Linked DNA regions of Homo sapiens: region 1 is linked to region 2. Evidence: chromatin loops called from intact Hi-C (ENCODE). Cell type or tissue: Panc1. All regions are shown on one strand. Each heading gives the region's core, and the rest is flanking DNA. Links, peaks and the distances in the headings are about the cores only.

Region 1 (16,111 bases), core at 5,308-13,307, 110 kb before region 2:
AACATCTTTAGGGCTTTTTTGCATTTTAAATTGCAGCAGCATCAGCCAAGCCAGCATCCAGAGAGACAGACAAGGCAGTCAGCCTGCACCCCTACACCTAGGATAGACTGACTGGATTATGCCAGGGGCCTCCAGGCCTAAGAGGGAATTATCTCCGTGTAGGTTGGTATCCAGGTGCACACAAGGCAGAAACTCAAGGAGGCTCCCTATGCGAAGCCCCCGCCAGCTTTGGGTCAGGCCATCTCCCAGGCAGATCTCCCAGGCACCTGCCGCCTTCCGCCACAGTCTCCTCACTGAAGCAGAAGTGAGAGAGGTGACAGCAAGGTAGAGAGATGGGCGTTTGCAAAGCCAATTATTGCTAAGTAAAGAGTCAAAGCAAGCACGGGTCTGAAAGCCTGAGAAGAGGGCAAAGCGGGCGAGCGGCGGGCAATCGGAGCGGGGACGAGTCGAGTCATGTCAAGCTTCTCCCTAGGGGAGCGCTCACCCGGAAAGGCTTCCAGCCGACAGGGGTTGGGGGGCACTGGCGGTCTCCAAAGGGGAGGGCTGGCCAGGAGCTGCTCCATCCTCCCTCGACCCAGCCCCGGCCGGCGTGGAAGCTGCACGTGGTGCCCGGGCCAGAGCTGGGGAGGGGAGCCCCACAGCGGCAGCGGCTCCCCGGGCATTGCTAGGTTACCGACGTGTGCACAGCCGGCGACGGGAGCGGGAACGCACGCTCCACCCGAACCCCTTTCCCCGATACCGAGGCCGGGCCTCCCCCGCGAGGGGATGGGTGTGCTTCACCCACCGGCGCGGAGGGCGAAACCGGGCAATCCTAGAATTTTCCGGATGCCACCAGGGACCTTCTTCCTAGTCAACGAGGGGGCGGGGGAGGAGTGGAAGGCGAGAAGAGGCTGGCAAGGGGGCTCCGGCTGAAGACTTGCGGCCCTCCTGCCATCGCTCGGGGGCGTTGAAGGAAAGTTGAGCCCGAGGACACTGAACCCGAATCACCCCGACTCGCCGCCCCTCCGGCTGCACCGCGCTCCACACACTCCACGGCCGCCCCCACCCCACAAATGCAGAATTAACTCTGACATTCAGGGCCTGGAGGGGAGCGCGGAGTGGCTGTCACGCATGTCCCCTCTCTGTGTAGACGACACCGAGCTGGCAGCACCCTCTCCAACCCCCTCAACCCATCCAGCGCCGCGGGGAAGGGGGAGGGGGCTGGAGGACCATGACAGGATCGGATTTGGCAGCGGGTGCCCGGGCTCTGGCTGCTCACCGTTCGCGTGGTCCGCTTGCTGCTGCCGTTGATGCTGCATTTTTTTCATCATCATCATCATCATCATCCACGAACATTTATTGAGCGACTACTGTGTGCAGGGCACTGTGCTGGGCGTTGAGGCGGGGGCGGAATGGGGAAGGGGATCACCAAGAGGTAGGAGCCGCGGTCCCTGCCCTTATTCTCGCTTCAGCAGGGGGGTGGGGAGGGACGGGGACAAATAACAGAAAATAAGGATAATTGATTTAAAAAAAAAACCGCTCGCCACCCAAGCTCTCTCTTTTTCAAAAATGGAGCAAAATAAACTTTTTAAAAAAATAAAATCCAATGTATATATTATCTTAATAATATATACATGTAATTTTTTGCTGCAAAGGAGAACTGGCTTGTCCCCTCCTCTAGCGGAGAGACGCCGCGGTGATGCCGGCCCGGCCGCCGGGGCCGCTCGGCGCTCCCCCCATGCCCGCCCGTCTGCCCGCCCGCCGCGGTGCCCGGTGCCCGCCGCCGCCGCCCGCGCCGCCGCTGGCTCGGGACCGCGGGCAGCCGGAGCTCACATCCGGGGACGGAGGCGCTCGCCCGCCCGCTCGCTCCGCGCCCGCCGCGCCGCGCCGCACGCCGGCTTCGCCCTGGCGACGCTGCGCGCCCGCCGCCGTCCCCCGCCCTCCGCCCGCCCCGAGCCGCCCACGGCCCGCGCCGCGCCGCGCCCCGGCGGGTCTGCAGCCCGGCGCGCGGTTCTGCCCGGCACCACTTGCGCGCTCGGGGTGGCCGTCGCGTGGGACTCGGGGTGCCGCCACCCCAGCCTGGCCCGGCTGACCTGCGGGCTCCAAAGGGTTAAGCGCGCTCCAGCGGCGGGCTGCCCGGTTAACCCCCTCCGCGCCGCACGGTGCGCTCTCCCCCCGGGACCCGGAGGAGGCAGGCGGCGCCAGTGTCTCCCGCGGCGCTGGGGTGCGGATGAACCGCTCCTCCCCGCGCATTTCTGGGCTGGGGGACAGCTCGGGCTCCCGCGCCGGCCCCGACTCCGCGCCGGCCTCCTCTGCGCACACCTGGAGGAGGCCCCGCCCCCTGGGAGCTCAGGTGCTAGCGGGCGGTAGCTGCTGCGGTCTCCGAGCTCATCCTCGTCAAGGCTCGGCCGGGCTCCCTGGCTGCTCCGGAGCGGGGCAGGCGCCCCCTGCTTTTCTCCGGCCCTTTCTGGAATCGGGGGGGTTGGGGTAGCCCGGGTCTGTAGAGAGCACTCACTACCCCAGGTAACTGCCTGCAGCTGGAACCGCGAATCCAGGGCGCCCCCCATCTTCTCCCCTGCCCTGCGCCTGGCCTGGCGTCGCGGAAGGCAACGGGGATGGGGGGCAATATCTCCCCCCACCCCACCCCGCCCCCACGTGTGTTTGGAGGCAGGTACAGGGAAGTCAAAGCCAAGGTCTTTCAAACCGCTCGTGTTGTTCAAGGAAATAGACGGTGCTGCTGAAACTGTTGCCTCCAGTCTGGGAGCTGAAGGGAGTAGTTTATTTTTTGATACCTTCGCTGGCTTGGATTTAGGGTGGGGGAGATTTGCAAACGGCAGCTCCTGTCTAAAGGGGAAAATACTTTATCTAGTGGATGACTGATATTTTTCATTTAGCTTTGTGCTGCCTGTTAGGAGAAGGGCGTCTGCTTTGTTACTTCACAGGATTCGATTTATTTGCTTTTGTTCCTATCTGCATGTTCCTACGGCGTTTTAGAACGTTTCAGAACAGTGACTTTAAAGCGAAAATAAAGTAAAAGCTCAGCGTGAATTAAGAAAAATAAGTGTTTATGGGAAGGTGCTCCTTACCCAAAGAGAACACACTAGTCATCCTCAATTGTTGGGGGGCACCTGGGCAGAGAGACTGGGGACCAGACAGAAGACTCTCCAGAGGCCTTCCTGAGGGGGTGTCTGGTCCGTGAGGATGAAAACAACCAGGCTCTTGTCCTTTTTTGTGCTTTGTTTTTGGAGACTGGAGAGGCGAGAAATCGCCCTACGGTCTAGTAACAATATAAAGCTGGCCTGGGCCACCTCTCCTATGGCTGCTTCTGATCCAAAATCTGAAGGGAATAGAAGACGGTTCCCTCCAAAGAAACTAGCCCATCCAAGGAGCATGTATGAAATTCACAAGTACACATGTCACTTTCAGAACTCCTGGTCTAAAGCCTTGCCTCTTGAGGCCTTTTCTACAAAATTCCCTGAGCAAGTTTGTTTTATGATACCTTTGCTGGCTCAGATTTGGAATGGGGGAGATTTGCAAACAGCAGCTCCTGTCTAGAGGGAAAAATACTGTATCTAGTGGATGACTGAGCCGAACCATATTTGCTCATTGTTCAGTTCAGTGCAGCCAGCATTCATAAGGCACCGGTTAAGAATAAGGGTCTGGTCTAGATGTCAGGACAAATCTATGGCACAGTTCCTTCCTCAAGGACAACCTAATGACAGAAGAAAAGTTTGTATACTTTTTTTTTTTTTGAGACGGAGTCTTGCTCACTCTGTTGTCCAGGCTGGAATGCAGTGATGCAGTTTCAGCTCACTGTAACCTCTGCCTGTTGAGTTCAAGAGAGATTCTCCTGCCTCAGCCTCCTGAATAGGTGGGACTACAGGCGCGCGCCACCACCCTCAGGTAATTTTTGTATTTTTAGTAGAGACGGGGTTTCACCGTGTTGGCCAGGCTGGTCTCAAACTCCTGACCTCAGGTGATACACCTGCCTCGGCCTCCCAAAGTGCTGGGATTACAGCCGTGAGCCACCGCGCGCCCGGCCGTGTATACTTCTTTCATACCATGCAAACATAGCAGCTATAACAAGTATGAAAAAGCGCTATACAAGCATCAGACAGATTAATTGTAACTGAGGGAACTGAGATGTTTTCACAGAAGAGAGGGCATTTGAACTGATTCTTAAAAACTGACCGGGAGAAAGAGGGATGAATAGGTGGCATACAGGGAATTCTAGGGCAGTGAAGCTATTCTTTATGATACTGCCATGATGGACGTAGGACATTATGCGTTTGTCAAAAACCCGTTGGACTGTACACCACAAAGCATAAACCCTAATGCAAACTATAGACTTTTGTTAATAGTAGTACCACAATATTGGTTCATCAATTATAACACTGGGGTGTACCAGTGTTATAACTGTGTATATAGTGTAGCTCACTAATGCAAGATGTTAATAGGAGAAACTGTTGGGGGAGAGAATATATGGGAATTCTGTCCTTGCTGCAAAATTTTTCTGTAAACCTAAAACTGCTCTTAAAAAAAATAAAGTCTATTAAAAACAGGTGACTACTTTTACAGGGCATAAATGATGTATGAGGAATGAGCTTTGGGGGTAAGAGCAAAGGCACAGGGGAGACTGAAGTGCAAGGTGGGTGTGTTTAAAAATGAGCAGGAGCACAGTGTGGCTGAGGCAAAGACCCCCTGGGCTAGAGGAGGAGGAGGCTGGAAAGGCCAACCCAAATCTGTGGAGGAAGGCTGGCTGGCTAAGAAGACCAGATTCAATTTCTTGGCAGTGAGAGCCAGTGAAGTTGTTTTAGCTCAAAAGTGACATGATTAAATTGTGGTTTCGGTCTCCAGGTTTTGTGCGTTAGATCTTAACAAGTTTATGGTATTGCAGGAGGGTTTGGGGTTTTTTTTTTAAATAATTATTTTTAGAAACAGGGTCTCACTATGTTGCCCAGATTGGAGTGCAGTGGTGTGATCATAGTTCACTGTAAGCTGCAAGCCCTGGCTTCAAGCAGTTCTGCCTCAGCCTCCCAGCGTGCTGGGATTACGGGCATGAGCCACTGCTCAGCCTTGAATTGGAGTTTTTGACATTCCATCCCAGTTTCTGAATGAGTCTCATCTTGGCGATGTCTCCAGCAAGCATTTTTTTTTTTTGAGGGCCTTGATTCAGCACAGCTCTAGATGCGTTGGCCCATTGGGTAATTTAAATATTTATATTCCCATGATAATGCAAACTACTGAATAAATAAATAATAAGATCTTTTAAAGGCTTCCTGTGTGCCAGGTTCTAGGGTAGGCACTTTATATGTACTAACTCATTTAATTCTCGTAACAAGCCTACGAGGTACTATAAAACCCTCATTTTGGCCAGGCTCAGTGGCTCATGCCTATAATCCCAGCACTTTGGAAGGCCAAGGCGGGCTTGAGTCCATGAATTTGAGACCAGCCTGGCCAACATGGTGAAACCCCATCTCTACTAAAATTACAAAAATTAGCTGGGGATGGTGGCGTGCGCCTTAAGTCCCAGCTACGTGGGTGGCTGAGGCAGAAGAATCACTTCAACCTGGGAGGTGGAGGTTGCAGTGAGCAGAGATTGTGCCACTGCACTCCAGCTTGGGCAACGGAGCAAAACTCTAAAAAAAAAAAAAAACAAAACTCATTTTACAGACAACAAAACCAAGACACTGAGGAGTTAAGTAGCTCGCCCAAAACCACACACAATTACTTAGTAGCTGAGCCAACAAGACATGAGGAAAGGCTAAAACAAAAGATTTCAGCTCTAAATCAGCTACATGTGCTACAACCCAATTATGTTGCTAACACACTATTGTGGGGTCTTAATCTCCATGACCTTATTTATAAAGCACTCCCACTTGAACGCACTGAGCTGGCATGCCAGACATGATTACCTGCGTGCACTGCATTTCAAAAAACCTTGCTGATGGCCCAGTCCAGAACCTCACCATCTCACACCCCAGGTCATGCACAAGATGCCCATTCTCCATTTTTCCTCCCACAAATAATCCATCTTGTTCAAAACACACCATGTCACTTCCCTGACCAAAAAATGTTTTCTTCCTCCTTCCTTCCACATTCAACCTAAACTCCTCTGACTAGCGTTCAACCTTATCATCTCGCACCATTCACTTTAAACTGTGGTCAGCAGTCTCATTAGACTGTGAACATGCTGTGCTCATTTCTGACTCTCTGCTTTGGCTCCTGTTTATTCGCTGACCAGGAATCCCTACCTTGTTGACTTGCTGACCTCTCACTAACCCCTCTCCATTGAAAAAGCCTCGGTCAAGTCTCTGCCTCCTCCAGAAGACTTCTCTGATTGCTACTGCTGCTATGGACACTCGTGTGCCCCCACCCCCACCTCCCCTTCCCTAAAGGCCTGCAGCACCTGGCTTCCCCTTTGATGACATACATTCTTGTGTCTTGTGTGATTGCTTCTTGGCTATAAATCCTGTCTCTCCAACCACCGTGTGGGTCCTTAAGCAAGGATCACCTCCTTAACCCCCTCTCCCTGCTGCTAAGTGTTATGCTCACAGCGGGCACTAAATACTCTGATTAGTCTGCACAGGATCATAAAAGCCCACATAGATCACCAGAAATTGTCAGCTGATATTTACAAAAATCCCATAAAGTTTATGGTAGCACACTTGGCCCTTAGATGGTAAAAATATAAAACAGAGGGAAAATTGGGTCCTTTGCACACCAGGAATTCTAATTAAGGAAGATAAACAGATCCTGAAGGCTATATGCAGAACATATCCTTAAACAAACTGTGTAGTTGGGTTTGAATGAGTTCCTCCATCCACAGGCCCTGGTGCTAAGAGGGGATAGCCCTGACCCACTAACCACCAGAACAGGCGGATTAAGCGGGTGGGGACATGTGTTCCAGGTAGAGGAATGAATGGGATGCACAAAGTCAGGCTGAGAAGTCCAGAGTACATGCAGAAATTAATAAGTAAATGGTTAGGCTGGGACCTAGGGGGACTTAAGAGATAGTGGTGATAAGGAAGATTGCAAAGGCAGCACAGAGTAAGTAGTGTCAGGTCCCTAGTGTCTGGCTCAGCAGTCTAGGTGTTACCCTGCCCCAGCAGTTCTGATTTTTTTTTTTTTTAAATCTCAGACCTCTTTAGACTCCTAACAATTATAAAGAGCTTTTTGTTTCTGTTTTTGTTTTTCAGAGACAGGGTCTCACTGTCACCCAGGCTGGAGTGTAGTGGCACAGTCACAGCTCACTGCAACCTTTTTTAAAATTTTTTTGTAGAGATGGGGGTCTCGCTTTGTCAAATGATTCTCCTGCCTCAGCCTCCCAAAGTGCTGGGGTTACAGGGATGAGCCACTGCACTCGGCTTAGAACATTTTTTAAATCATTTATAATTCACTTGAAAATAGTCACAAGCCCATTACGTGTTCTAACATACTTTTAAAAATGAAAAGTAACTGTTTTCCAGAACAAAATGGTGAGAAGAGTGGTGTTCTTATTGTTTGCAAATCTCTTCACTGTCTGGCTGAAGACAGCTGGATTCTCCTTTGTGCTCCTGCATTCAATCAGTAGTGATAGAATGTTTGGACTGAAGTATGTGAAGAGTATTCAGCCTCACACAGGTATATAGCTGGAAATAGGAGGACTGTTTTAATCGCCTTTTCAGATAATCGTGGATATTATTCTTTGCCATGACACCAAAACTTGACTTTTAAAAGTTAGTTGAAATGTGTTATTTCAAACCATGTCAGTGAAACTTTCTACAATGTTACATTAAATTCTATCAGTCTATTTCACAGTTTGAATGGATCTTTTACCCATGCATGATTTGGTAACATTATGCATTGGTCATTTGGAAAATCCTGGTTCACTGAGTTACACAGGTTTTCCAAATGTTGACACGTTTCATTATACAATATCAAAAAGCCACATTCATTGTTATCACCACCAATCTCATCAGAAAGTCTTTAAGTATTGGGAAACTGTCAAGCTCCCTGTGGTAGACAGAAGTTTTTCAAAATTCTAATTTTCACTTGAAAGCTGAAATTTTGTAATTGGCACAAATACTGTCAAGATTTTCTTTAAAGTAACAGGCTTACTTCATTCATTTTCAAGAAAATAACTGCCAAATACTTAGGTCTGAATAAACATAGTTTTTCAGTAAAAATGGTGTTCCATGAAAAAGCCATTCAGCTTCCTACCTCAAACCATCACACAAGTGAGGAAATCATATACAGCAGAAATGTTTTATGCATTTGTCCTAATTTGTTACTCAGAATATTAAAAAGACATCTACCCAAGGATTAAGATTTAATAAAGTTAATTATTTTTACTGCTTCATCAAGGAGATTATTAAGTAAAACTGGCTTTTTTTTTTTTTTTACAGTGAGTGCATGACAGAATAAGGCAGCATCCACCAGTACACTTTGGTGTCACTGCCCTGATTCATGCTAAGACACCAGCAGTTTTAAACACTGTTGATTTTGTACCATCAGTGCAATGTCAACACATTAGGGAAGACAAATAAGTCTTAATGTTACCGTGAAAATAGTCTTGACCTCAAAGAGAGGGCCTTTTGGTCCCCCAGGTAGGGTTACCAGATAAAATACAGGATGTCCAAATATTGCATGGGGCATACTTACACTAAAAAAAAAAAAAAAAAAAAAAAAAAAAAAAAAAAAAAGCTGTTTATTTGAAACTGAAATTTCCTTGGGCTTTCTGTATTTTTATTTGCCACAATTGGCCACCTTACCTCTGGGGGTCCATAGACCACACTTTGAAAACAGCTGCTCAGGCTGCTTTGGTTCATTTTTGAGCAGAGGAATGGAATCAGTCGTACTTCATGAAAATAGCTCTAACCTTAGTGGGCAAGGTAGATCAGAGGATGAAAAGATTTGTAGAGCACAGAAAGGTCTGATGGATCCATTAAGAAGATGTCACTTTTTGTCTTAATCAATACAAGATTTGTTGATGAATTTCTTTAGTTACTGTGAGGGGCGGCGCTACTCTGAGATTGGGCAGGGAAAACAGGAAGCCAGCAGAGGGCAGCTTACTGTCTAGTGAGGTCCCCTACCCCATGGTGCTAACTCGCTACTCTCCCCATCCACCGCCATACCCCACCACCATCAGGACTTCTCCATTACAACTGACTTAGGCCTCACCCAGCAAAATTTAAAGTCCTTTCTTCTTGCTTTGGCCTCATTGCATGGAGTCCAGCTGGTCTTTATCCTTCATCAAGTGACTGTTCACTCGAAGAATAGGATTTACATTTCACATCAGACAAAGTAATTCCAATTCCTTTAACTGGTTCATTCCCATCCCCTTTGACCCAATTCTTAAATCTTATCCATCACTCTCTGATGCACCAAGTACTCTCCACTTCCAGAGTTGGGAAATCCTGGCAGAGTCTAGAATATGCAGTCAACACCCCATTATCCATGCTGACTGAAAGGAGGGAATAAGTCTGAAGTTTCCCATCTGTGAAATAAACTGGTTATATAACATGATCCCTAAGAGTTCTTCACATTCTAGGATGGCGTACTGGAGAGCCTAGACTTTGGAGACACATAGAACTGGGCCCAAATCCTGGCTCTGCCAGCTACTAGCTATGTTGTTTGGGGGATGTCACTTACCCTCTTAGGGCCTCAGTTTCCTCACCTTTAAAACAGGGATAATATCACCCATCTTGTTTATGTATTGCAAACATTTAAAATACTGTTTCAGAGCTTCTGACACATACCATCAAGTTAAATCATATAACTCATGTGAATTTAAATATACTCAGTTACAGAGGGACGGAGGGAGCCACTTAAGTGGTGCTGGCAGGAGTCTGTCCTTCCTTTGATTGGTCTTAGTTTTTACCTTTATGTCCTGACTTTAGAACTTAACTCACCACCTCAATTAAAATATTAGGTCGGTGCAATTACTTTTGCACCGACCTAATACAATCCACTGTAATGGCTCTCCTTTTTCTTAAGTGCATTCTGTCGTTCAAATACAGTCCCAAAGCAACTGAACACAGTGGTTTTTTTTAATAGTCTTTGAATTTTGCTTAATTTTAATTTCTGTTATTTAGTATTTAAGATTCAGTAATCAATGCTGACAACCCCAAAGCAGGACAGAGATCATAGTGAAATAGCTATTTACACACATGCACATAAATGCAGCCCCATGGCTCATGCTGAATGTAATTATAGGCATACACACACCCCACACAACACTGGTTTCAGTCAACACCACTACACAGCTATCTCCAGGTTAAAAGCATAAGCTAGCTACCGGAAATAAAACTGGTATAGTCACACACTGCAATGAAAAAATCACACAGATCTGCATCCAATCAACCACAGGAGCAAATTTATGAGGACAGGAAGTTGTTAGGGAGATCCAGAAAGTCAATAAACGTCAGAAATTTTATAGTTCAAACATTACAGTTACATTTTTGTTTCTTCAGAGCAGTTGTTTAAATATTTAATTCACAAAACAAAACTGAAGTTTAAATGGCACCAGTGTCTCTCCGACTTGGCACCTACCATGTATGTGGACCTGTTTACCTTTCTTACTACTTAAAAAAAAAAAAACACTAAGTCACAAATCCTTAATACTGACATAAGCTTGTTAAACAGGACTTTGGAGGATCATTAAATAGGAAATCATTAAAAATATTGACCTTTTGTAATCCCAGTTTTCTAATAAGACCCTTTGAAATAAGCACCACCCCTCTATTCCCTTTGATTAACACAGTAGAGAGGACTTAGCCACTTCAGTAGTTCTCTTTCTGTTTGACAAAAATGCAATATGAAAATGCAGTGACCTCTTGCAGCTTCATGCTTATGGTTTAAAATGGATGCTAAAAATTGGAATTGGACTGTGGGTTTGAAAGTTTGGTAAAATAGCCAAACTTTATATTTCCTAGGTTATTGGAACAAACACACAGAGGAAAAAGTACTTTTTAAAAGGTTCTAATTCGAGAAATTTTTGAAGAGGAAGGTTATGGGATCCAAAACTACTTATTTGAAGAAGAATCATTATACAAACTTAGATAACTCACTAAAAATTATCTGTTTCGTGTCCTAATAACCAGGTTGGCATGGTATTGCATCCAGAAATATGGAACTTTCCATTTTTCTGTTTTATCTTTTTTATGTTCCTATTTTTAATGTGTGTTTATAATACACTGAAAAATCTCAGTCAATCACATATTGAGCAAAATAATCACCATGGCAGGGAGACACACATGGTAGACTTTATTGTCAACATGTCTATAAAACTGAATAAATATTTGTTAGTGTTCCATTGTGATAAATACAAGGAACACGTGAGGCTGAAAGGGAACAGTGTCAAGAACACCATAATTTTTCAAAACCTGACATGACTTTAATGGCAATTAACAAAGAATGCCAGGGTGTATGGGAGAGTTTTTGCAAACACACTACATCACAAACAGACTAGACTTTTAATGATGTGACAGAATAGCCAAAAGATAGAAGATTGGACATCTTGTCCCAGGAAGCTAAATATCTAAGTGGTATAAAAAGGTCTTTCAGGATTCTGAACTTTCTACCCATAGCTTGCCTCCCTTCCCTTCAGCAGGCCACTTCTTGGCTTCCTTTCCCAGCTCCTTGGGCCTAACTGGGTTCCTTTCATCACCCATAGACCTTTCTTCTTGGAAGTTTCTTCCCTCTAGTCCCTTTACTTCCTCCTCTAAATACTTCTTCATGAATCTCCAAAGTGCCCCAATTATTATAGCTCACCAGAGACAGCTAAAGGCAAGGTCATCATCCTGAGGAAGATTTAACAAGACGAGGCAGAAGATCAAGGTTCTCTTCCTGGCCACACTTAGTTGACATCCTAGAACTCTGCAGTGGTACAATTTAGAACTAGAATAATGGCCAGGTGTGGTGGTTCACTCGTGCAATCCTAGTACTTGGGGAGGCCAAGGTGGGAGGATCACTTGAGGCTAGGAGTTCAAAACCAGCCTGGGCAATATAGTGAGACTCTGTCTCTATGAGAGACACCTGTCTCTCTCTAGAGAGAGAGCAAGGTGTGGAGGCATGGTGGTGCATGCCTCTAGTCCCAGCTACTCAGGAAGCTGAGGCAAGAGGATTGCTTGAGCCCAGGAGGTCAAGGCTGCAGTGAGCTATGATCACGCCACTGCACTCTAGCCTGGGAAACAGAGCAAGACTCTATTTCCAAATCCATAATAAACCACAAGACCCATGGTTTTCAGTGTAGTTGCCCCGACAGCAGCAGCTGCATCATCTGAGAACTTGATAGAAATCCAGATTCTCCAACTCACCTCAGACCTACTGAATCAGAAACTCTAGAGGTGGGGCCCAGTAATCTGTCTCAGCAAACCCTCCAAGTGATTCTGATTCATTCTAAAGTTTGAAGACATTGCACTGTACAGATGAATTGCTTTTTGTAAGATTTCTTCTGGTTGTAGCTTTCTGTGATTCTGAATAGATTCTGGCAGCATAAGGAATGTTAATGCCCTTGTGTTTCAATAGTACTTATGTGAAAAGCACAATAGCTTATTCTCTTCTGTTCTTTTCTTGATTCTCATAAAATCCCTGCAAAGTAATGCAACTGGATCTGTTTCACAGAATCTCATAGGACTTATCACGTAAATAATACAATTTATGACAGCTTTGAGGGCTGGAAAATATTCCGCCTCAAAGCTAGCCCAATGACCTGATGGAAGACTGTGTATTATGGTTTCAAGGATGCCAGAAAGATCAAATTCTACACTTTTCCACCCAGTTCACTGATGCCAGAAATTCCAACGTCATAGCTTAAAGCTCCAGTCCTCCATCTGAAATGCAAATATCCCTGGAATATCATAACAAGCCCTTTACTTCTCAGGTAAGAGATGGAAGAAAGAGGATATGAGCACCTTGTTCTCAGGAAGTGGAATGTCTACACCTGCTTTCAGAAGACTACTCCAAAGGGAATATCTAGGGTCACTATATGCAACTTTGCTTTCTGCATAATTTTGCCAAGGGCCAGGTGTGCACACATAACCAGGTGTACAATATAGGTGCATAAAAACCTTAAGGATTGACTGTGGAGGCTGAAGGAGGAAGAATGAGTAGACCTTAACAGAGATAGAAGTAAATGGGCAGATTCCTGCCTTTTGGTACACTAGGAAAGATAAAAACCCTCACCCCCAATCCCCACCCTCCTAACCATACCCCCACCACCAAATTAACATGGAAATAGATCAATAGATCTTCCAATTGTATTTGGTTCTCTTCTTCCTCACCTGTCTATACATCCTTTCTTTAAAAAGTATTATATTTGTATTGTACCTTATAGTTTGCAAAGCACTCTCACATACAATATTCATTTGCTCACTACAGCCCTGTGAAAAAGACAAAATTCTTCATTTACTAAGGAGGAAACCTGGGCTTGGCTACTGCCAATACATGGCAGAACTAAGATTTGAATCCTGGTTTTCCAATTCCAAGCCTACTTCTTTCATCTGTGTGCATTTTCATTTTTAATTTAATTTTTTTTTTTAGAGACAGTGTCTCACTCTATCACCTAGGCTATTGTGCAAAGGCATGATCCTGGCTCACTTCAGCCTCAACCTCCTGGGCTCAAGCAATCCTCCTGCCTCAGCCTCCTGCGTAGGTAGGACAATAGGAGCATGCCACCACACTCAGCTAATTTTTTAATTTTTATTTTTGTAGAGACAGGGTCTCACTATGTTTCACAGACTTGTCTTGAACTCCTGGTCTCAAGCGATCCTCCCACCTTGTCCTCTCAAAGTGCTGGGATTACAGGCATAAGCCACTGCACCTGGCCCCAGTGTGTATTTTCAATCTGGTTTGCACCCAACTGCAGGGATGAACCATGCATTAATGCTCAACTCCCATACTCCCTTAAAAAGAAGGTTATCAGGGATCCAGAGCCCCGGCATAGAGTGTGAATCCCAGGCTCCCATCATTCAAGCAGGTTCCCAATTTGCTGCCACTGTTTACCTCCTCCCTGCTTTTAGAGCACAAGAGCTTAATGACTTCACAGATGGGCAACATTGTCAGCCATGGAAAAGACATTCTGCTACACATAATTGTACTTTGAAAATATCACTGTGGAAGTGTGTGGATGAGTCACAGTGTTGGCAGGGGAACTTCACATAGGCCAGGCCCTCTGGTAATGAGCCCCACAGGGCTCTGAAGGTGGCCCAGGCCATGGTCCTTCACAGACTCTAAGCAGAGGATTGCTATGGCCAAGGTGAAAAGACATCCCTTGCTCTATCACTAAGGCCAGTACACTTGGTTCATGCATAGACATTTAGCCTAAAGTTATCTAAAATTCCTTCCAAGCCTACGATTCTAATTTATACACAACAAAAGCCTTTATTCTGTTATCCGGTTGTCTTGTACCATTTATATGACTCCAGCTTCCACCTTGGTGATAATAAATTACAAGTTCAAATTTCCAGTCCTGCCCTTTAACCAAAGCTCAGTGCCACATCAACTAATTCCTGGTAGATGTTGCCACCATCAAATTTCAGTGAAAATGTCTAAAACCAAATTCACTTCTCATTATCCTCTACAAACCAGCTCCCCATAGCAACTTCTAGCACAGCCATTTTCTCAACTCTCAGGACTCAACATGATGGAGCTGTCTTCTTCACTATGCACATTTGGTTCGTTGCTATTAATTTCTGTTTCCTGAGTACACTCTTCATACTGCTGCCTATCTGATCTTTATTAAATGTTCTTCTGTGAACCGACATTGTCATTCTTGCTTTATAACCATGAGAACAGTAGTTCTCAGCCCTGGCTACAGGTTAGAGCTTCTTAAAACTTCCAGTGCCCAAGCCCCATCCCTAGAAAATTCTGATTCAGGGGGCCTGGGGTGGGGCCCAGTGATCAGTACCACTGAGAACAAATGTCCTGAACTATAGCACTTTTCAGACTTCAAGGGGTATGAAGTCACCTTTGGATCTTGTTAAAATGCAGATGTGGATTCAGCAGGGCTGAGCTGGGCCTGAGATTCAGCATTTCTTTTTGTTTGTTTGTTTTTAGACGGAGTCTCGCTCTGTCACCCAGGCTGGAGTGCAGTGGCGTGATCTCGGCTCACTGCAAGCTCTGCCTGCGGGGTTCACGCCATTCTCCTGCCTCAGCCTCCTGAGTAGCTGGGACTACAGGCGCCCGCCACCACGCCCAGCTAATTTTTTGTAATTTTTTTTAGTAGAGACAGGGTTTCGCCGTGTTAGCCAGGATGGTCTCGATCTCCTGACCTCGTGATCCACTCACCTCGGCCTCCCAAAGTGCTGGGATTACAGGCGTGAGGCACCGCACCCGGCCCAGCATTTCTTTTTTGTTTGTTTTTATTTTTTATTTTTGAGACAGGGTCTTGCTCTGTCCCTCAGGCTGGAATGCAGTGGTGCGATCTCGGCTCACTGCAACCTTCGCCTCCCAGATTCAAGCGATTCTCCTGCCTCAGCCTCCCGAGCAGCTGGGATTACAGGTGTGTGCCACCACACCTGGCTAATTTTTGTACTTTTAGTAGAAGTGGGGTTTCATCATGTTGGCCAGTCTGGCCTTGAACTCCTGACCTCAAGTGATACACCTGCCTCGGCCTCCCAAAGTGCTGGGATTACAGGCGTGAGCCACCGCGTCCGGCTAAGATTCTGCATTTCTAACATGCTCCCAGGTGATGTTGATGTTTCTAGTTCCCACGCCACACTTTGGGTATCAGGGTCCTAGAGCATCAAGTCTAATCTCCCATTCTGCCTGGTTTTAAGGCCCTGGCCTCATTTCCTGGTGCTTCCTTCTCTCACCAGGCCAGCTCCTGACACATCCAGACACAGACCCTTCCTCTCCATCCTGGTTTACTTGGAATGCCTGACTCCCTTCTCTCTGCCTGGTGAGAATTCTCTGCATCCTCACCCCTCCATCAGGACCCAAAGGGCCCAAGCCTTTATCTACCATTTAGTCTTCCCCAACCACTCCATGGTTTATTAATCCCTTTTTCCTCTAATCTCCCAGCGCTATAGAAAGTACAGTGATCCTCCCATCATGTACTAAGCTCTGCAGCTGACAGCAGAAAGAAAACTGGACCAAAAGAGATAGGGAAACTGGGCACATCTTGTAACTGCTAGCAAGTCATTTTCCC
Region 2 (16,111 bases), core at 5,001-13,000:
TAGTAAACCTTTCCCCAGAGGTGCCACTCAGCACCTCTGCCCATGAACCTCTGTCGAGAAAGAACTGAAACTCATTTATTTAGTGGTGAAATTGACTGAGACAGACTCATGTTCTCTCTTATGAGCAATTCCAAAATCCCCAAACTCTGAATACCAAAAAACTTTTTTTTGAGACTAAGTTTTGCCCTGTCACTCAGGCTGGAGTGCAGTGGTACAATCACAGTTCACTGCAGACTTGACCTCCTGGGCTCAGGTGATCCTCCCACTTCAGCCTCCCAAGTAGCTAGGACTACGAGCACATGCCATCACATCTGGCTAATTTTTTTTGTAGAGATCGGGTTTCACCATGTTGCCCAGGCTGGTCTTGAACTCCTGGACTCAAGCAATCCTCCCACCTCAACCTCCCAAAGTGCTGGGATTACAGGCATGACCCACTGCACCCAGCCTAAAAAACTTTTTGAAGTTTGACACAAACTCATTTAGTAGCACACATTGGACTGAATTGAAATGAGACTATTTGTAGTCTTCATTCCCTTTAGTGGAAAAATTCATCACTGTCTGATTACAGAAAGCTACCCCAGACCATGTTGGCAGTATGGTATAACATATACTAAATGCAATGTATCACCTTTCTAAAATTCAAAAATACCTTAATGCTGAAATACATTTAGCATGGAATACTTTAGATCTAGTATTGTGGGCCTGAGGCCACTAGAATACCAGTTGGGTCAGTTTGTCATGGGCACCCACCATGACATCTCTGGGTCCAGGTGGAAAGGGCAAGCTCCATGGTAGCTTCTGGGGGTCTGGCACCAGTGGCAGAGCAGGGAGTGGGGCACACCTGCCTGGTAGTGCTACTCCTGACTCAGAGCATCGCCTCCTCCAGGGGGTTTACATTCCAGCAGCCCCAATACATAGGAGGCACAGCTGAGCCATGGCCTTGCTGTTGAAATCCATTGTTAGGAGATGGTGAGGATGACAGGGCCCTGGTGCAGAGCTCTGACCTACGCAGCTGTCCATGGAAACAAAACCTTTTGGAATCCATGGCCATGGCTGGGTGTCATCTCTAAGGCAGCAGGCCAAGTTAGTGAACTCTGGTACCCAGTTAATTACACCAATTTGTTGATATCATACATACCTATCTGGAGGTTGAATTGAATTATGAACTTGGTATTGAAGTATAACAAACATGCAGAACAGTGCACATTGTGTAAGTGTACCACAAGATGAATTTTCACAAATCAAACACACCCCTGTAACCAGCATCCAGCAAAATAGAATATCCCTAGCACTGCAGAAACCTCCCTCATGTTTCCTTACAAATTATTATCATCTGCATCCCCCCACCAAGGGCAACCACAATCTTGACTTCTAAGAGTCTAGTTTTTGCAGCTTGATTTTTTAAATGAAATTCACCAAATGTTTTGCCATTAGGTAGACATGATTTTAGTGATGGCCAGATTCCCTTACTATCTTCTGAAAGTGAGACTATAAACTAGCTGGGCAGGAGGTGAGGTATAACAACCACATAAAATTCAACAAGCATATGCCCAAACCCCAACCTGGAGTTGCCTCAAAATCAAACCCTGACAGACTATAAAAAAGAAACAAAGCTTGCTTGCAATAAAGAACACAGAAGGCTGTGTGCGGTGGCTTGCGCCTGTAATCCCAACACTTTGGGAGGCCGAAGCAGGAGGATAGCTTGAGCCCAGGATTTCGAAACAAGCCTAGGGAACATAGTGAGACCCTATCACTACAAACAATTTTTCAAAATTAGTCAGGTGTGGTGGCACATGCCTGTAGTCTGAGCTACTTGGGAGGCTGAGGCAGGAAGATTGCTTAAGTCCAGGAGTTTGAGGCTGCAGTGAGCTATGATTGTGCCACTGCACTGCAGCCTGGGCAACAGAGCAAGACCCTATCTCTTTAAAAAAAAAACAGAACACAGAAACTTAATTTAAATTAGATGATTCAAATATATGTATCACTTAAAGCTTGTAGAATACTATTTTTATTGAGATAAAATTTTCACCATTTTAAACATTTTGAAATGTATAATTCAGTGGCAAATTCATGGAGTTATACAACCATCACCACCATCTAACTGCAGAACATTTCTATCACACCAAGAATTAACCCTATACCTGTTAGCAGGTGCTCCCAATTCCTCCCTCCACCCATCCCCCGTCAATCACTAATCTACTTTGTCTCTCTGGATTTGCCTATTCTGGATATTTCCTATAAATTTAATCATACAGTATGTGGCCCTTTCTGTCTGGCTTCTCTAGCTTAGCATAATGTTTTCAAGGTTCATTCACGTTCTAGCATGCATCGGTATTTCGTTTCTTTTTATGGCTAAATAATATTCCACTGTGTGCCACATTTTGTTTCTCCATTCATCAGCTGGTGGCCATTTGGGTTGTTTCCTTCTTTTGACTATTGTGAGTAATGCTGTTATGAGCATTCATAAGTAATGCTGTTATGAGTAATGCTGTTATGAGCATTCATGCACAAGTTCTTGTGTGAATGTATGTTTTCGGTTGTCTTGAGTATATACTTAGGAATGGAATTTCTGGGTTATAAGGTAACTGTTTAACCTTATAAGGAACTCCCAGACTGTTTCCTGAAGTGGCTGAGGATTTTGCCTTCCCACCAGCAATGTTATGAGTGTTCTAATTTCTCGACATCCTTGCTAACACTTATTTTCTGGTGTTTCTTTTTTTTTTTCATCATAGCCATCCCAGTGGGTGTGAAGTAGTATCTTACTGTGGTTTTGATTTATTTCCCTAATGACTAATGATGTTGAGCATCATTTTATGTTCTTATTGGCCATCTGTATATCTGCTTTGGAGAAATGTCTGTTCAGATTCTTTGCCCATTTTTAAATGCAGTTGTCTTTTTATTCTTTTATGAGTTGTTTAAATATATTTTGGATACTAGATCCTAATCAGAGATAAGATTTACAAATATTTTATTTACAAATGTTTTCTCCCATTCTGTGAGTTGTCTTTTTTTTTTTTTTTTTTTTTGAGACAGGGTCCCCAGGCTGCAGTGCAGAGGTGGTGTGATCACGACTCACTGCAGCCTCAACCTCCCGGGCTCAAGTGATCCTCCCACCTCAGCCTCCTGAATAGCTGGGACTACAGGCACACCACCATGCCAGGCTAATTTTTAAATTTAAAAACAATGTTTTGCAGAGATGAGGTCTCACTAAGTTACCCACATTGGTTTCAAACTCCTGGCTTCACGTGATCCTCTCACCTCAGGATCCCAAAGTGCTGGGATTATAGGGATGAGCCACCATGCCCAGGCTTCTTGCTTTCTTGATAGTCCTTTTCTGCACAGAAGTTTTTTATTTTGATAAAGTTTAATTGACCTGTTTCTTCTTTTGTTGCTTATGCCTTTGGTGTCATGTTTAAGGAACTGTTGCCTACTCCAACGTCATGAAGATTTACACCTATGTTTCCTGCTAAGAGTTATAGTTTTGTAAAATGGCATTTTTATTAAATCATGTTTTGATTTATTTAAGATGACTATCATGCCAAAGCTCCCTGGTTACAAAGGTCACAAAAATATAAAGAAAATACAAAAAATATATTTTAGTCTTATCTTCTATCACATGATGGTATAGGATGTAGTCATTGGAGTCAAATCATGGATTTGACTTCCAGGACTTCTAGGCACCATGTCTAAGTAGCTTCCTTGGAGAATCTGTGTATCCTGACTGAGAATGAGTATTCCAAATTTTATGTGCATTCTATATATTTATCTATTACAAAGATATATATAAATATAGATATATTGTTATACCATTAAAAACTTTTTTTTTTTTTTTTTTTTTGAGACAGGGTCTGGCTCTGTCACCCAGGCTGGAGTGGAATGGCGCCATCTCAGCTCACTGTAACCTCTGCCTCCCAGGCTCAAGCCATCCTTCCAACTCAGCCTCCCAAGTAGCTGGGACTATAGGCATATGCCACCATGCCCGGCTAATTTTTATAATTTTTGTATTTTTTGTAGAGACAGGGTTTCACCATGTTGCCCAAGCTGGTCTTGAGCTCCTGAGCTCAAGCGATCCGCCCACCTCAGCCTCCCAAAGTGCTGGGATTACAGGTATGAGCCACTGTGCCCAGCTGGAAATGTCCATTTTTCCATCTCTTGGGTGACACTCTGGCTAGCTGTTCACTAGCACTGAGCTTTTTGAGAACTAAGCAATTAACTTCTCCAGTATATTTAATTGAAATTTTTTCTTACTATTCCCCTGCTTACTGGGAAGGCACCACAATAGTATATTGTAAAGAGTAAGAATTAGGAAACCTGAGTTTTGGCTCTGACTCTGCCACTAACTGTGTGACCCTGGAGATTCGTCTCATTTCACTGGCCCTTGGTGTCCTCTTTGAGAGAGGAAGAAAGGAAAGAAGGGAGGGAAAAAAGGAGGGAGGGAAAGGAATGCCCTTCCAATTCTGGCAGTCTGATTGTTTGGGACTACATTTAGAAATGTCTTTTCATCTCTATTTGTAGCAAGCAGAATTGTTCCAGCCAGTTTTCAGGCTATTTGTGTGTGCTAACCTTTGTGGTAGCACTTCTCTCACATTTGGCTTTTGGAAGTAATTCCTAGCCCAAATAACAATCTTCTTTTCCTTGTTTGGCATCTCTACCCAAAAGCCAAACATTGATACATCTGAAGGGAAGGCAGGCTGTGGGCCAGGCTCACAGATAGGCATAAATGTTGACTCCCCAAGTATGCTGTGGGAGATCAAAGGGGAAGATGTGCTGACTAAATGTCCCATGAGAATCCCTGTGAGCCCATAACTTGGAGGAACTGTGTGGTCCCTGACCAGCCTAAGTTTTGGAAAGGAATCAGAAGGCTCCTCCCGATTCACAGGGTAACCAGCTGGCCAGCTAACATCAAGCAGAAGGCAAACAAAATAATGCTTTAAAATTTCCGCTCCTGCCACTTGCCTTGGGGGGGAAAGAAGTATTTAGACAGTTAATTCACTCATTCACTCATTCAGTGAATATATATTGACAGCCTATAATGTGCCACTATTCTAGGCACCAGGAATACAGCAGGGAACAAAATAAAGCTCCCATAATCATGAAGCTGACACGCTCATGAGGAAGACAGACAACAGACAAGCGAGTAGCTCTACATACATGTGTGTATACATGTGTGCATACATGTATGCATATGTGCATGCATATACTTATGTATGTATGTGTCAGATGGTAAGCACTTTAGGAAAAGGCAAAACAGAGAAAGTGGCATAGGAAATGCGGGGGAAAAAGTTGAGTGTTCATTGCTATTGTAAATGGGGTTGTCAGAGCAGGCTTCATGGATTAGGTGGCATATAAACACAAAACTGGAAGACAAGAAGGTGAGACCTGGAGGAAGAGCATTCTAGGCAGAAAGAACAGTAAGTGCAATGGCCTTGGGCTGAGAACACGTGTGTCATCTATAAGGAATAGCAAAGAGGCCAGCGTGGCCAAATCAGAGACATCAAGGCAGAGAGCAGAGGAGGTGAGTGTGACAGAGTGAGAAGAGGGTACATCGTGTAGGGCTTTAGGACTTGGGCTTTTATTCTCAACAAATGGGGATCCATTGAAGGATTTCAAGCAGAAGAGAGACATGATCTGACTTATGTTTCAAAATGATCTCTTTGAAGGGAGTGCTCACACACGGTTAGTGGGAATGTAAATTAATTCAGCCCCTGTGGAAAGTAGTTTGGAGATTTTTCAAAGAACTAACAATAGAACTACCACTCAACCTTGCAATCCCACTACTGGGTATATATCCAAAGGAAAATAGATTGTTCTACCAAAAAGACACATGTTCTGCTTAGTTTTAGGGAATATTTTTTAAAAGACATGCACTTGTATGTTCACTGCCATGCTATTCACAATAGCAAAAACAGGGAATCAACCCAGGTGCCCATCAACAGTGGACTGGATAAAGAAAATGTGGTGCATATACTCTATAGAATACTATGCAGCCATTAAAAAGAACAAAAGTATGTCCTTTCCAGCAACGTGAATGCAGCTGGGGACCATTTTTCTATGCAAACCAACCCAGAAACACAAAACAAAATATTACATGTTCTTACATGTAAGTGGGAGCTAAGCCCTGGGTACATGCAGACATGTAATCCCAGCACTTCGGGAGGCCAAGGCAGGCAGATCACGAGGTCAGGAGATTGACACCAATCCGGCTAACCCGGTGAAACCCCGTCTCTATAAAACTACAAAAAAATTAGCAAGGCTTGGTGGCGGGTGCCTGTAGTCCCAGCTACTCGGGAAGCTAAGGCAGGAGGATGGCGAGAACCTGGGAGGCCAAGCTTGCAGTGAGCTGAGATCACACCACTGCACTCCAGCCTGGGTGACAGAGCAAGACTCAAAAAAAAAAAAAAAAAAGAAAAGAAAAGAAACCTGCATATGTACCCTCAAATCTAAAATAAAAATTACACAGTAGCTCACACCTGTAATCCCAGCACTTTGGGAGGCCAAGACAGGAAGATCACTTGAGGCCAGGAGTTCCAGCCCCATCTGGACAACAAGTGAGACCTCATATCTAAAAAAAAAAAAAATTAAATTAAAGTTAAATGGAATGACTACAAATCAAAAATAAAAATAAAGTGATCTCTTGAGCTGCTCAGAATACTCTGTTACGGGATGGTAGCATGGACATCAATGAGGAGTTTATTGCAATTACCCAGACAAGAGCTAAAGGGGCTTAGACAAGGGGGTAGCTGTGATCATGAGAAGGGGTCAGATTCTGGATATATTTTGAAGGGAGGACCAAGAGGATTTGCTGATATATGCAATACAGGGAGTGAGAAAAACAGAGAAGTAAAGCATGACGACAAAATGTTTGGTCTGAGCCACTAGAGGGAAGGCTATGGGATGAGCAAGTTGAAGGACAGGAAGGTGTGGTGACTCGGGAGTCCTGTTTTGGTCGTGTTGATTTTGTATTGCATATTAGACATCCAAGAGTAGATGAATAGATTAGCTCTGGAATCAGAGGAAAGGTCCAAATTTAGGAGTTGATGCCATATATGTGTATGGGGTTTAAGCCCCTGAGACTGGAAGAGGGCCCCTGGAGAGTGAGTATGAAGAAGAGCAGAGATGCCCCAGCCCTGGGGCCTTAAGACAGCAGGAAGGGCCAGGCGCAGGGGCCCTCGCCTGTAATCCCAGCACTTGGGAGGCTGAGGTGGGTGGATCACTTGAGGCCAGGAGTTCAAGACCAGCCTGGCCAACGTGGCAATACCCCGTCTCTACTAAAAATACAAAAAAATTAGCTGGGTGTGGTGGCACACACCTGCAATCCCACTACTTGGGAGGCTGAGGCAGGAGAATCACTTGAACCCAGGAGGTGGAGGTTGCAGTGAGCCGAGATCATGCCAATCACTCCAGCCTGGGTGACAGAGCAACACTCTGTCTCAATAAAAAAACAAAGCTGAAAGAGAGAATGGGAGGAGAGGACCTGGAGAGAGACAGTACAGTACAGAATCCTCTTTAGAGAACCCAATGAATGAAAGAAAGCAAAGAGACAAAGAAGGTAGGGTCAACACAGGGTTTTCTGAAAATGAGGCCTCTGCGGAACCCTGTGTTTGCAGGAGCTAGGCACCCAAGCTCACCAGCAGTGCCTGTCCTACCAAGAATCAGAGGCCTCAGTCACCCCTCCGAGGGTACTACTGTGGGGCTGAACCCAGAAACTTCTCCTTTAACTTCAAGTGCACAACAGTAATAAGTGCTTTTATTTTTAGAGTCACTTACTATGCACCAGGCTCCCTAGACATCATTATTACCCCAACTTACAAAGGCAGAAGCAAAGACTTCTGCGAGAAAGGCAAGAATTAGGGAAGGCCTGCATGTGAGGAGAGAATGATCCAGTGGAAAGGGGAGAAAACTGGGAGAGGGGACAGTTGCTGGGGCAATGCTCTCCAGCGGTGCTGGCATGAAGCAGTTAGCTGCAAATAAATCCAGCAGCATGGTCTCACAGGACAGCATGCCAGGGACACAGATTTCTTAGGGGAGGAAAACTGTCACTGGGTTTGTTCTATTTAAGGGACCCAGAGAATGAATCTGTGATGCGTCCTCATCCTTGGGCAGCATCTTCCTGTAAACACTCTCCTATGATCAGGCCTTAAATCAGCTATGATTATTCTTCATTAATAACAGTCCCACCTAACAACTACACAGTACCCTCTTCCCAAGAGTCTTTCAATTTTTAAAATTATTTTTAGTTTTTCAAGAGGAAATGACAGAGAAAACAAAACATAATCCCGCTGTACAGATATATATTAATATATAAATAATATATAATATTAATATATATTTCAATATATATTATATATTACATAAAATATATATTATACATACATTTTTATAGTTATATTTTTATATAGTATATATTTTTATATACTTCATATATATGATTTTTTTTTAATTTTTTGTGTGTGTTTGTGGTAGGGTCTCACTCTGTCGCCCAGGCTGGAGTGCAGTGACACAGTCTTGGCTCACTGCAACCTCCACCTCCCGGGCTAAGCGATTCTCGTGTCTCAGCCTCCTGAGTAGCTGGAATTACAGGCTCACACCACCACAACTGGCTAATTTTTGTATTTTTTGTAGAGACAGGGTTTCACCATGTTGGCCAGGCTGGTCTCTAACTCCTGGACTCAGGAGATCTGCCCGCCTCAGCCTCCCAAAGTGCTGAGATTACAGGTATGAGCCACTGCACCCGGCTTATATATATATATTTTAAGACAGGATCTTACTGTGTTGCCCAGGCTGGAGTGCAGTGTCACCATCACAGCTGACTGCAGCCTCAAACTCCTGAGCTCCTCCCACCTCAGCCTCCCAAGTCTGGGACTACAGGCAGGAACCACAGCAGTGGCCCCCTGTTAATATTTTTAATAGAAATAATAAAATGAAGAGTAAAGCCTCCCTCCCCTGTCCTAGTCTATTCCGTAAAGATAACCACAGCTCTTTATTTTTCTAGAAAAAAATTGCATATATCACCTATATGTTTGAGTAAAAATTCATACACAAAACCCATCATGCTATAAATTACTACTCTGCACCTCAGTCTTAATATATCTTGGCAATTTTTATCTACATATTTATTTTAACGGTCATGGTGCACGTTTTAAAAAGTGCTTTGCCAGGCCATGCAGGTGGCTCATGCCTGTAATCCCAGCACTTTGGGAGGCCGAGGCGGGCAGATTACCTGAGGTCAGGAGTTTGAAACCAGCCTGACCAACATGGTGAAACCCCATCTCTATTAAAAATACAAAAATTAGCCAGGTGTGGTGGTGTGCGCCTGTAATCCCAGCTACTCGGGAGGCTGAGGCAAGAGAATCGCTTGAACCTGGGAGGCAGAGGTTGTGATGAGCCAAGATCGCGCCACTGTACTCCAGCCTGGGCGACAGAGCGAAACTCCGTCTCAAAGAAAAAAAGAAAAGCGCTTTGCCATTTGTCATATCTTAGTCTCATCGAAACACATTGAGAAAAGAATACTTTATTTTGCAGATAACAAAATTGACCCAGAGTGACATTAAGTGACCTGTCCAAGGTCTCCCGGGAGTTGGAAGCTGAGGCAATAGTAGACACTGGGTTCCTGTCACTCCCTGTACCACAGCGCCTCCCAGTGGCGTCCAGGTGACATTTTTCACCCACAGCACTACTGGGGCCATCCAACACACCCTCTTCCTCCACATAGTCCACCAGATCTCAGGAAAATTTTCATCCACATTATTAAGACCATCCCATAGTCAAAAGCAATATGTCTCTTTTTTTTTTTTTTTAGATGGAGTCTCACTCTGTCGCCCGGGCTGGAGTGCAGTGGCATGATCCCAGCTCAATGCAACCTCTGCCTCCTGGGTTCAAGCAATTCTCCTGCCTCAGCCTCCCGAGTAGCTGGGACTACGGGCACATGCCACCACTCCCAGTTAATTTTTGTATTTTTAGTAGAGATGGGATTTCACCATGTTGGCCAGGCTGGTCTCAAACTCCTGACCTCAAGTGGTCAGCCTGCACTGGCCTCCCAAAGTGTTAGGATTACAGGCATGAGCCACCACGCCAGGCCCCACTGTGTCTCATTTTTACAGACTTTCTTTATTCATGAAATAATTTTTATAGCCATTGCATTGGGATTTAAAATTCTAAATAGAAAGTTAAGTTGTACATCTTATAATATCTAATATTCTAAGCCTTTCAGAGTGGAAAGAGAAGATATGGATGCTAGGGTAAGTTACTTTTGATCAATTTTTTTTAAGTCCAATGTACAGAGTATGTTCAAATGTCTGTGGTTCTTAACTTTTTTGTGAGACACGGACCCTTTTGTTGAAAATCTGATGAAAGCTACCAATCCTCTCCGGTGACAAAAGCACAGACACCTAAAATCTTGCCTTCAATACCAAGGCATTCATTAGAACTTCTAAGGACCATCCACAGGCCCCAGGTAAAAAAGCATTGCAATAGGGCCGGGCGCGGTGGCTCAAGCCTGTAATCCCAGCACTTTGGGAGGCTGAGGCGGGCGGATCACAAGGTCAGGAGATCGAGACCATCTTGGCCGACATGGTGAAACCCCGTCTCTACTAAAAATACAAAAAAAATTAGCCGGGCGTGGTGGTGGGCGCCTGTAGTCCCAACTACTGGGGAGGCTGAGGCAGGAGAATGGCGTGAACCCGGGAGGCAGAGCTTGCAGTGAGCGTAGATTGCGCCACTGCACTCCAGCCTGGGAGACAGAGCAAGACTCCATCTCAAAAAAAAAAAAGCATTGCAATAATGATTTAGTCCCCCGATTTTGCTATACCAAGTATATCTACATTACCAGCAGTGTCACAACATGCTTTTAATTCATTCTTACTTTTAACATATATGCCAAATCTCAGCTAAGTTGGCTATTTGTGGGTATATCAGTATAAGTTCAATTAGCACAGAAAATCTGAAAACCCTGAAATATTTTCTTTCAGTTTTTTTAGAGAATTAACTTTTCCATTGACAAGGCTGATCAACAAAAAGACATTTAAATTAAGATTTGACTTATATTATACAATGATACTTGACACTCATCTTACACTGAAAACAAAACCAAACCAAAGGGAAGTCCAGACTTGGATACGGTGAAGAGTGGTGGAGGGGATACAGGATTCATCTCATCAACTAATCACTTCTTTCAGAAATATAATTAACCTTAGGAGCAGACAAAATTTACTCTGTGGCTTTGGGGTGGGCAAAAAACACTCCATATAGAAAATCCTTTATTCTACCATCTTTCAAATCTTCCATTCTAATTAGGGTATCCTTTTCTGAGGTGCCTTAAGAATCATCTTCTGGCCAGATACAGTGGCTCACGCCTATAATCCCAGCACTTTGGGAGGTCAACACAGGCAGATCACTTGAGGCCAGGAGTTCAAGACCCACCTGGCCAACATGGCAAAATCCCATCTCGACTAAAAATACAAAAATTAGCCAGGCGTGGTGGTGGGCATCTGTAATCCCAGCTACTTGGGAGGCTGAGGTGGGAGGATCACTTGAACTCAGGAGGTGGAGGTTGCAGTGAGCCGAGATGGCACCACTGCATTCCAGCCTGGGCTTCAGGAGTGAGACTCCGTCTCAAAAAAAAAAGCCTCTTCCTTCCTAAGAAGGCTGATTTCCTCATTGTAAGGGAGTCTGCAAATAGCATTACCGTTAAGTAACAGCAAAGTACTGTATCAATGTTTTTCTTCACATAATTAAAACAGCCTTTAATTTCCCTTTTCCCCAGGTGATGATTCCATTTTCTGGTCCAAAGTCCGCTCTGAACAAGAGTTTAGTCAGCTGCCTAAAACATTAAAAGGCTATTTTCAAACACTTCCAAAAGCTGACTCTTTTTCTGCACTATTTAATGACAAGGCGAAGAAAAGAGGGACAGAAGATAGTAACCGTAACATGTTCTCACCTCTAAGACCTTCTCTTCCCTGTACCCCACACCATCGCTAACCTCATCACTCAGAGACTAAACACCTTCTTCAGCATAAGCCCCCCTCTCTGCTGAGTCACTGAATGTTAGAGCAAGAAGCAGAGAACCGAAGCCCTTGCAGACCGGCAAGATGGCGACCCTGCTGCGCATTAAGAGCCTGGTTATGCAGCTGAAGCAAATTCACAGAAGTTCCCGCCTTCCAGTGTTAGGAGGAGATGTTAGGAAGTTTAAGGGAGGGGGTTTTCTCCTTTGTTTTTTGTTTTTTGAGACGGAGTCGTGCTCTGTCGCCAGGCTGGAGTGCAGTGGTGCGATCTCAGTTCACTGCAAACTCTGCCTCCCGAGTTCAAGCGATTCTCCTGCCTCAGCCTCCCGAGTAGCTGGGATTACAGGCGCGCGCCTACACGCCCGGCTAATTTTTGTATTTTTAGTACAGGCAGAGTTTCATCATGTTGGCCGGGATGGTCTCGATCTCGACCTCGTGATCCATCCACCTGGGCCTCTCAAAGTGCTGGGATTATAGGTGTGAGCCACCACGCCCAGCCAAGGGGAGGGTTTCTTTGTTTGGGAGGTTTTGTTTTGGGGGTTTGTTTGGTTTTTGTTGTTGTTGTTGTTGTTGCTGTTTGTTTTTTTCTTTTCTTTTTTTGCCTTCGTTCTGTTTCTCTGACTAGAATTACTTGTCACTTGTTTTTGTTATTCTTTCAACAGAAACCCTGGAGCATAGGGACACAGGACTTATAGGTGTGTACCTGATGCACTCTGAAATTACATTTAGCTTTTAAAGAGGTGTTATTTTGCTCGCTAGAGGGCTTTTTCTTTGCTTTCTAGGCTTAGCACAAGCTCCAAAATCAGATTTGGGTTCTCCCCCTCATAGTGGCCTTAATTATAGGGAGACAGTGGGCTTAACTAGTGAGTCTCCTTCATCTGATTGCACTGCTGTAGGCCTTTTGAAAGTCATTCAGGAAAATATACATAAGAAAAATTGCTATAGCTCTGTGCTGGACCAGCTCAGTGGAAAACTTCTGATTGCCTAGCAATATGCACTTGTCCTTGGCTAACAAATGTCCTCACTTGTTAACATAGATGCCTGGACTCAGCACTTTTCAGTCCTAAACTCTGTTGTCCTTTACTTCTCTTGACAGCTAGCATGTGTTTAAGGGATCCAGAGGGTTGTGGATGGCAATGTACTGGGAAATGTGAACTGTGGTGCCACTATCCATTTCCCAGACAAGGATGAGGGGTCTCTGGGCGGCCACCAGTGAAAGGTCAGGCTTGAGTTTCCAGGAAGGCAGACCCAAATTCCAGAGCCAAGCATTTCAGCGGAGTTACCACATTCTTAATGCATGCTGCCAGGAGTCGTGCTGGCTGTCCCGTACTTATAAAACGAATCTATCATTTATGGGCTGTGAAGAGGAAAGAGAATCTTGTTCTTGACTGAGCTTTTTACTAAGTGGAAGGCCCACGTTTTTCACAACGTGGCCAATTTCTCAATTTCTGTAAGCCTGGGAAGAAGGTAATATCAACCCTATTTTTTCAGATGAGAACACAGATCCAGGGGGAGGAGCCAAGATGGCCGAATAGGAACAGCTCCGGTCTACAGCTCCCAGCGTGAGCTACGCAGAAGACGGGTGATTTCTGCATTTCCATCTGAGGTACCGGGTTCATCTCACTAGGGAGTGCCAGACAGTGGGCGCAGGCCAGTGTGTGCGCGCACCGTGCGCGAGCCGAAGCAGGGCGAGGCATTGCCTCACCTGGGAAGCGCAAGGGGTCAGGGAGTTCCCTTTCCGAGTCAAAGAAAGGGGTGACGAACGCACCTGGAAAATCGGGTCACTGCCACCCGAATATTGCACTTTTCAGACCGGCTTAAAAAACGGCGCACCACGAGACTATATCCCACACCTGGCTGAGAGGGTCCTACGCCCACGGAATCTCGCTGATTGCTAGCACAGCAGTCTGAGATTAAACTGCAAGGCGGCAACCAGGCTGGGGGAGGGGCGCCCGCCATTGCCCAGGCTTGCTTAGGTAAACAAAGCAGCCGGGAAGCTCGAACTGGGTGGAGCCCACCACAGCTCAAGGAGGCCTGCCTGCCTCTGTAGGCTCCACCTCTAGGGGCAGGGCACAGACAAACAAAAAGACAGCAGTAACCTCTGCAGACTTAAGTGTCCCTGTCTGACAGCTTTGCAGAGAGCAGTGGTTCTCCCAGCACGCAGCTGGAGATCTGAGAACGGGCAGACTGCCTCCTCAAGTGGGTCCCTGACCCCTGACCCCCGAGCAGCCTAACTGGGAGGCACCCCCCAGCAGGGGCACACTGACACCTCACACGGCAGGGTATTCCAACAGACCTGCAGCTGAGGGTCCTGTCTGTTAGAAGGAAAACTAACAACCAGAAAGGACATCTACACCGAAAACCCATCTGTACATCACCATCATCAAAGACCAAAAGTAGATAAAACCACAAAGATGGGGAAAAAACAGAACAGAAAAACTGGAAACTCTAAAAAGCAGAGCGCCTCTCCTCCTCCAAAGGAACGCAGTTCCTCACCAGCAATGGAACAAAGCTGGATGGAGAATGATTTTGACGAGCTGAGAGAAGGAGGCTTCAGACGATCAAATTACTCTGAGCTACGGGAGGACATTCAAACCAAAGGCAAAGAAGTTGAAAACTTTGAAAAAAATTTAGAAGAATGTATAACTAGAATAACCAATACAGAGAAGTGCTTAAAGGAGCTGATAGAGCTGAAAACCAAGGCTCGAGAACTACGTGAAGAATGCAGAAGCCTCAGGAGCCGATGCAATCAACTGGAAGAAAGGGTATCAGCGATGGAAGATGAAATGAATGAAATGAAGCGAGAAGGGAAGTTTAGAGAAAAAAGAATAAAAAGAAATGAGCAAAGCCTCCAAGAAATATGGGACTATGTGAAAAGACCAAATCTACGTCTGATCGGTGTACCTGAAAGTGATGTGGAGAATGGAACCAAGTTGGAAAACACTCTGCAGGATATTATCCAGGAGAACTTCCCCAATCTAGCAAGGCAGGCCAACGTTCAGATTCAGGAAATACAGAGAACGCCACAAAGATACTCCTCGAGAAGAGCAACTCCAAGACACATAATTGTCAGATTCACCAAAGTTGAAATGAAGGAAAAAATGTTAAGGGCAGCCAGAGAGAAAGGTCGGGTTACCCTCAAAGGAAAGCCCATCAGACTAACAGCGGATCTCTCGGCAGAAACCCTACAAGCCAGAAGAGAGTGGGGGCCAATATTCAACATTCTTAAAGAAAGGAATTTTCAACCCAGAATTTCATATCCAGCCAAACTAAGCTTCATAAGTGAAGGAGAAATAAAATACTTTATAGACAAGCAAATGCTGAGAGATTTTGTCACCACCAGGCCTGCCCTAAAAGAGCTCCTGAAGGAAGCGCTAAACATGGAAAGGAACAACCGGTACCAGCCGCTGCAAAATCATGCCAAAATGTAAAGACCATCGAGACTAGGAAGAAACTGCATCAACTAACGAGCAGAATCACCAGCTAACATCATAATGACAGGATCAAATTCACACATAACAATATTAACTTTAAATATAAATGGACTAAATTCTGCAATTAAAAGACACAGACTGGCAAGTTGGATAAAGAGTCAAGACCCATCAGTGTGCTGTATTCAGGAAACCCATCTCACGTGCAGAGACACACATAGGCTCAAAATAAAAGGATGGAGGAAGATCTACCAAGCCAATGGAAAACAAAAAAAGGCAGGGGTTGCAATCCTAGTCTCTGATAAAACAGACTTTAAACCAACAAAGATCAAAAGAGACAAAGAAGGCCATTACATAATGGTAAAGGGATCAATTCAACAAGAGGAGCTAACTATCCTAAATATTAATGCACCGAATACAGGAGCACCCAGATTCATAAAGCAAGTCCTGAGTGACCTACAAAGAGACTTAGACTCCCACACATTAATAATGGGAGACTTTAACACCCCACTGTCAACATTAGACAGATCAACGAGACAGAAAGTCAACAAGGATACCCAGGAATTGAACTCAGCTCTGCACCAAGCGGACCTAATAGACATCTACAGAACTCTCCACCCCAAATCAACAGAATATACATTTTTTTCAACACCACACCACACCTATTCCAAAATTGACCAC

Evidence for each region. Peaks named below come from ENCODE experiments on the same cell type or tissue, not always from the same donor. Only the 100,000 strongest peaks of a DNase experiment are listed, where the experiment ranks them.
Region 1: it touches region 2 in a loop (4-fold over the local background); 6 of 110 quality-filtered maps call a loop at or near these places.

The regions. Positions count from the first base shown.
Region 1 is chr3:53,480,381-53,496,491 of GRCh38, reverse strand. CACNA1D (calcium voltage-gated channel subunit alpha1 D) reads right to left here and starts at 1,881. Exons shown (of 48, transcript NM_001128840.3): 1 at 1,259-1,881. The coding sequence starts at 1,325. RefSeq lists enhancers at 32-816, 817-1,602, 1,933-2,432. In Panc1, for the core only: a CTCF peak has its summit at 9,053 (motif pointing right); a DNase peak (open chromatin) is centred at 10,306; H3K27ac peaks cover 575 bases.
Region 2 is chr3:53,368,722-53,384,832 of GRCh38, reverse strand. LOC105377094 (a long non-coding RNA gene) reads left to right here and starts at 13,560. Exons shown (of 3, transcript XR_940847.3): 1 at 13,560-13,605. RefSeq lists a silencer at 9,550-9,599 and an enhancer at 13,744-14,369. In Panc1, for the core only: CTCF peaks have their summits at 9,398 and 9,642 (motif pointing left); a DNase peak (open chromatin) is centred at 9,622; H3K27ac peaks cover 670 bases.